Linked DNA regions of Homo sapiens: region 2 is linked to region 1. The links are chromatin contacts, found by Hi-C in ENCODE. All regions are on one chromosome and are shown on one strand. Each heading gives the region's core, a stretch centred on a gene start or an enhancer-like site at or near the end of the contact. The rest is flanking DNA. Distances are from core to core; before and after follow the strand shown.

Region 1 (3,318 bases), core at 410-2,909:
GTACTGTATAGATGTGTTCTTGATGAATGAAAATATGAAGACATGATTGATACATATGCTGTCGTTTGTATTAATAACTGCAAATTGATAGACAAGATGGAGATCTGAGATCCAAGGGCCTCTTGGTTGGTGAAAAAGGGTGGCATTTGGTCATCACTGAAGGCCTTCGTGGTGCGAGCGACCATAGATGTGGTTAGGTGCCCTGCAGGTGATGTGAGTAACTCGTGGAGTGGGTGGCGGGGAAGAGCTGTCCTTTATGGAATATCTTCCGCTTACCAAACCCAAGCTGGGAAGCACACAAATGTCCCCGGCGGCGGGAGGATGACTGCTCCCATTTTACAGAGGAGAAAACAGGCTTGCTCGCAGAGGTTAGGCGTCATGCAGAGGTCATTCCGCTGGACGGTGGCCAAGCTGGCACTCCAACGCTGGGCGGAATGGCTCCAGAGCCAGACTGAAAGTGGGAGAGGTGACTCGGTCCCAGCCAGGCGGTGAGTTCCTCTGGGCTAGGTCCCCGGTGCTGGCGCAGCAAAGACCACCCGGAGAAAGAGACGGTGAAGGCCCCGGGGCTTCCTGGGGCGTCAGGCGGAGGCGGAGGCGGGGGCGGGGCTCCCTCCAGGCAGTCTTGGACTAGCTGAGTTGTCCCAGCGAGATGGGTGACAGCCGCTTTCCCGAGCTCCCCCGGCCCAGGCTGGTGTCCTGGCGACTCGCCAAGGCACCGGGGCGGGCTAGGGCTGGAGCCGGGGTGGAGGAAGAGGGTCGAGAAGCGAGGCGGGCCCAGAGCAGAAATAGGAGAAGGGGGGGGGGAGGGGGCGGGGAGTCTTTCCTGGGGCAGGAACCCGGGCCCCCCTTGGCGCAGCCGGCCCGCAAAGTGATTCTGCAGATGGAAGGAATTAAGTAGGAGGGGGAGGGTCCGATGGTGATAGCGAGAGGAGGGAGTTAGAAGTGTGTGCGTCTGTGTACACGCGTCTGAGAGAGGAGCGGGAGAGACAGGGAGAAACATCAGACCAGACGGAAATAGAAGAAAGGAGACAAGAAGAGTGAGAGAAAGAGAAGGACATACACACACACACACACACACACACACACACGGAGGGCGCCACATACAAGGACGACGGACACAGGAGACTAGTACTAGTCTAAGAGAGAGAGAAAGAAGGAGTATGAGAAAGGAGGGAAAATAGGAAAGGAAAAGTGAGTGAAAAACAATTGCAGAGGATTTGGAAAGAACGAGACAAGAGCGCTGACGACAGAGGGAGACGAAATTGATTAGGCCGGGGCTGCACTGAGCTCCCGGCAGCTCGGGGAGCTGGGTTGGCCGGGCTGGGACGAGGTGGGGCTTGGGCGGGGCCTCGCATGGGCGGGCCCGCGCCGTGCTGCATATGCAGATGAGCCTCACTCCCCTCTCTCCCCACCCCTGACGGTTCATATTCAACGAGACAGCCAATGCAGGGCGAGGACAGTGCCAGGCGGGGCAGGGAGTGGGCGGCGGGGCATCGTGGACCCCACCCCCGGAGCCGCCGCTGGAGGGGTCAGCCGCGAGGCAGATAGCGGATCGCCGGGCGGGGCGGGACGCAGTGGGCGGGGCGGAGGGGCGGGGCCAAAAGTTTCCTGCCCAACTTTCGCTGCCTCCTTCCACCGCCTGCGCGCGCCGGGGCCGCAGTCGGGGGGAGGCGGCGGCAGCGGCAGCGGCTGCGGGCAGCGCGCGGGGCGCAGGGCGCGGGGCGATCACCGTCGGGGCTCGGGAGGCGGGCAGTGGGCACAGGCTCCCCGGTGCCCGCCCCTCCGCTGCGGAGGGGGGCCGCGAGCGGGCGGCCGGGGAGGGGCCGGCACCGCCGCCACAAAATGAGCCTGCTGTCGGCCATCGACACGAGCGCCGCCTCGGTGTACCAGCCCGCCCAGCTGCTCAACTGGGTCTACCTGTCGCTGCAGGACACGCACCAGGCTAGCGCCTTCGATGCCTTCCGGCCCGAGCCGACCGCCGGCGCCGCACCCCCGGAGCTGGCCTTCGGCAAGGGCCGCCCCGAGCAGCTGGGCTCGCCCCTGCACTCCAGCTATCTCAACAGCTTCTTCCAGCTGCAGCGCGGAGAGGTGGGTGCCCCCGCGCGCCCCCGCCCACCGCCCCACCGCCCCACCGCCCCACCGTGGCGGGCCGTTCCCTGTCTGACCCGCTCTTCCTGGCCTGGCGCGGCCCGGCTCCGCATTGCCGGGCCCGGCTTGGCTTGGCTTCGTTCAACTCTGCCAAACTCGCCGCCCGAAGTCCCCGGGGTGCCGGGTGCGCGTCACCTCCCGGCTGAGCCCGGGCTGGAGCAATGCAGGCCGGGGCGGAGCTCTCCCGCCCCCTCTCCCTGCCAGGGCAGCCCTGCTCCAAAGGGGTTGGGGGAGGGAGTTGAGGAGGGGTTGTCTCCGGATTTTCTTCAGACAGCTGGGGTGCGGCCTGGGCGGGGAGCCCCTTCGAAGTGTCCTTCTCACGCCCAACCTTATCCTCGTCCTGGCCACCGCGGGCTGGGACCGAGAGTGCAGATTCTGCTCGGAGCTCCTCTGGAAGGGCCTAAAATCTTTTCTCCGACCTCTGCGGTTCCCGACCCGAAAGGCACCCTGGAGAGCAGTGACTGCCCAGAGGGCTTCTCCTGCTGTTCTCACTCGGGGACCCCAGATACGTCCTCCAGCTGCTCGCCCTCCCCCAGCCACATAGGAAGTGGTTTCTGAGGGCTTGACCCCACAGACTGCGCTGTCCCCAGCCCTCCCAGCCTCGAAGGAAATGAAAGGGAAATCCTCTTGAGCTCTTGGGAGGGGGGCTAGAAAGGGGGGGGGAGAGGTTCCAGCTGCCCAGCGCCTTCTGCAGAAACCTGGGCCGGCTGTGTTGCAAAGTCTGCCTGTTTGGTGGATTCAGTTACAAAGTTGACTGGGCAGCGCCTCTTTGCCAGCAAGATAAATACACAGATCGCCACCACCTCCCAGCCCTTTTTGAAGAGTCTCCAGGGCCTGCCCAGATACCACTCCTTTCCGTGGGCTGGACTCCTCCCCTCCCTCCATTTACTCCTGCCTCATTTGGGAATTTCAGACACCCATCTGTGGCCTTCACTTCCTCCCCTTGTGGGGGTTTTCTCTGCAAAGATGCAAGAGGTGTGTTCGGGGGAGGACACACATGGGGGTCACTTTCCTTCCAGACCTGGGCACACCGGTGAGTTTTAGGAGAGTCAGAGTCCTGAATGGGTTGGGGAGGAAAGCCTATGTACGCAAGGGTGTGCTGGGGGTAAGAGAGGGAGGCAGAGGGTCGCCCTTGAGTTCAACTCTGCCATTATTTACTAGGGGAGGCAT
Region 2 (3,318 bases), core at 224-2,723, 1.5 Mb after region 1:
TATTTAGATTATGTAAGAAGGTATCCCATAAGGGAGAACTTAACATTTTTCTCTCTCTTTAAAAGAATATATTAGGGCCGGGCACAGTGGCTCATGCCTATAATCCCAACACTTTGGGAGGCTGAGGCTGGTGGATCATTTGAGGTCAGGAGTTTAAGACCAGCCTGGCCAACATGGTGAAACCCCGTCTCTACTAAAAATACAAAAATTAGCCGGGTACTAGTGGTACACACCTGTAATCCCAGCTACTCAGGAGGCTGAGGCAGGAGAATCACTTGATCCTGGGAGGCAGAGGTTGTGATGAGCCAAGATCACGCCACTGTACTTCAGTATGGGTAACAGAGTGAGACCCTGTTAAAAAAAAAAAAAAAAGAAGAAGAAGAAGAATGGAACAGAAAATGGGTATGACAAGGACAGAGGTAGGAAGTGACCCTATGTTTTTTGTTTGTTTGTTTTCCCAGACAGGTTCATGCTCTGTCGCCCAGGCTGGAGTAGAGTGGCGTGATGATCTCGGGTCGCTGCAACCTCTTCACCTCCCAGGCTCAAGCAGTCCTTCCCATCTCAGCCTCCAGAGCGAGTAGGACTACAGGCACATTGCCCAGCTAATTTTTCTTTCTTTTTTTTTTTTTTTTTTTTTGGTAGAGATGGGGTTTCACCATGTTGCCCAGGCTTCACTCTGTTCTATTGTACCTTTCTAATTTTGTACCTTCTGAAGGTCTTGCCAGTTTTTGTTTTTTTTTTTAATCAATACCTAGCAGCCTGGGCAACATGGCAAAACCCCATCTCTACAAAAAATACAAAAAAATTAACTGGGCATCATGGCTCACATCTGTGGTCCCAGCTGAGGTGGGAGGATCAATTGAGCCCAGGAGGTGGAGGCTGCAGTGAGCCAAGATCCACTGCATTCCGGCCTGGGCAACACAGTGAGACCCTGTCTCAAAAAAATAAATCAACAGCTGATGGTAAAGAAATCCAGTCATCTTGGAGCAGACCCTGTCCGGGAAGGTACTTGAGTGTTCTCAAGGTAGTTGAGTGGTCCCTTCCAGTGATAGCAACGTAAGGCTGGTAGGCACCAGTCACCAGTTAGGACAAGGTGACCAAAAAATGCAAGTCAACAAGCCTGAAATACATAGGATTTTCTTTTCTGACATGAAAAGTCCACAGTAGGCATTCCAAGGCTGATACGACAGTTCACCAAGTTGTCGGGGAGGGACCCAGGCCCCTCCCAGCCTTCTGCTACACCACCCCTCCACCATTCCTCATGGTTCAATGTGGCTGCTGAGGTTCTAGGCATTCCAGCCAGGAGAAGGGGAAAGAGACATAGCACTTCCCTTTAAGGAAAGTTCCCAAAAGTTACTTGACACTTCTGTTTACATCCCATGAGCCAGAACTTACGTAGCCAAACCCAGCTCCAGAGAGGCTGGAAAATGTTTGGACTCTGGGTGGCCATGTGCCTAGCTAAAAATAGACGCCTCTGTTAGCAAAGAAAGAGGGGGAGGGCCACAGGAAGTGGAGGATGATCGTATCTCTGCCTCTGATGGGCAGGACCTTTCTTTTTTTCTTTTTTGGCTTGACAAAGGTCAGAATATCCCCCTAATCCCTCAGAAAAAAGAGACTGAGACCCTGATCCCTTCATTCTCCCTTTTCCTTTCCCCTTCTTGCAAATTTCATGCTTGAGTTACGGTGGGGTTTTTTTGTTTTGTTTTGTTTTAAATATATAAACTGACATTTAAATTAGATCACATTCCCTTTGCAGGCTGTTTAAAATGTTTCAGGGCTGATGGAAAATGTGACTGTCAAACATTCATTCAACAAATAACACTTTTTTGACCCCCTACTATATCCTGGCGCCAATACCAGGTCCTGGGTTTAGAATGATGAGCAATATTCCTATGGCTCTTTTCCTTGTGGAATTAATCTAGTCACAGCACTGTCCAGCAGTACTGTAGTATATAGTAATATAGATGACAGTAATTATGTAAGTCATATGTAATTTGTTTTTGTTTTTGTTTTTGAGATGGAGTCTTGATCTGTTGCCCAGGCTAGAGTGCAGTGGCGCAGTCTTGGCTCACTGCAACCTCCACCTCCTGGGTTCAAGCAATTTTCCTGTCTCAGCCACCCAAGTAGCTGGCAGTACAGGCACACGCCACTATGCCCAGCTAATTTTTTCATATTTTTAGTAGAGATGGGGTTTCACCATATTGGTCAGACTGGTCTTGAACTCCTGACCTCACGTGATCCACCCACCTCGGCCTCCCAAAGTACTGGGATTACAGGTGTGAGCCACCACTCCTGGCCCATATGTAATTTTAAATCTAGTATTGGCCAGGTATGGTAGCTCACGTCTGTAATCCCAGCACTTTGGGAGGCTGAGGCAGGAGTACTGCTTGAATCCAGGAGTTTGAGACCATCCTGAGCAACATGTCAAAACCCTGTCTTTACAAAGAATACAAAACATTATCCAGGCATGGTGGCACGCACTTGTAATCCCAGCTACTTGGGAGGCTGAGGTGGGAGGATCACCTGAGCCTAGGGAGAAAAAATGAGAAATTAATTTTAACAATGCATTTTATTTAACCCAACGTACCCAAAATGTCATTTCAACATGTAATCAATATAAAAATGACTGAGATATTTTACACTCTTATTTTCATACTAAGTTTTCCAATTCCAGTGTCTATTTTACACTTAGCACATAGCGAGTTTCACATGCTCAGTAGCCACATAGCCTAGGGGTTGGCCATTCAGCTCCTCCATTTACTCTCCAAGAACTTTCCAGTAAATGCTTCCTGGGGCTTAGGCTAACCAGAAATGATTTTCTATTTCCTGCTAGCCTGGCCCCAACCCTGAGACCTGTATGAAGGTGGATAGTCCACACTCAGAAAAGAGAAGCAGGATGGTAGTCATGGAAGCTGGAATCTGCCAAGGAGTATGGAACAACTCACCAGCCAAATGAACTCGTCCTAAAAATATGGATCTAATTTTTTTAAAAAAGAAAAGGCCAAGTGCAGTGGCTCACACCCATAATCCCAGCATCCCAGCACTTGGGAGGCCGAGGTAGATGGATCACTTGAGGTCAGGAGTTCGAGATCAGCCTGGCCAACATGGTGACACCCCATCTCTACTAAAGATACAAAAATTAGCCAGGCATGGTGGCATGTGCCTGTAGTCCCAGCTACTCGGGAGGCTGAAGCATGAGAATCGCTTGGACCTGGGAGGCAGAGGCTGCGGTGAGCCAAAATTGCGCCAATGCACTCCAGCCTGGGTGACAGAAGAAGACCCTGTTTCAGGGGGAAAAAAAAGAAAAAGAAAGGAAAG

What was found. A loop is a pair of places that touch in the nucleus more often than their neighbours do.
Region 2: a map of gastrocnemius medialis shows a loop between it and region 1 (7-fold over the local background). The contact joins the enhancer-like site here to the promoter of ZCCHC24 in region 1. A Hi-C loop is called at or near these places in 1 of 168 maps with a recorded cell type or tissue (gastrocnemius medialis) and 1 of 37 single-sample maps with no recorded cell type.

What each region holds. Positions count from the first base shown.
Region 1 is chr10:79,443,965-79,447,282 of GRCh38, reverse strand. ZCCHC24 (zinc finger CCHC-type containing 24) reads left to right here and starts at 1,659. Exons shown (of 4, transcript NM_153367.4): 1 at 1,659-2,088. The coding sequence starts at 1,843. It overlaps LOC105378383 (a long non-coding RNA gene), which reads right to left and starts at 1,042. Exons shown (of 4, transcript XR_946104.4): 1 at 1-1,042. RefSeq lists silencers at 1,227-1,736, 1,747-1,806.
Region 2 is chr10:77,969,571-77,972,888 of GRCh38, reverse strand. No RefSeq gene overlaps it. Among named protein-coding and RNA genes, the nearest start is that of DLG5-AS1, 44 kb to the right of the region's middle. RefSeq lists enhancers at 1,344-1,638, 1,271-1,781. Within about 2 kb of position 1,473, at least 16 of the 41 ENCODE cell types and tissues checked have a DNase peak (open chromatin) inside an H3K27ac peak, as active enhancers do; they include gastrocnemius medialis, where a contact is called at or near this core.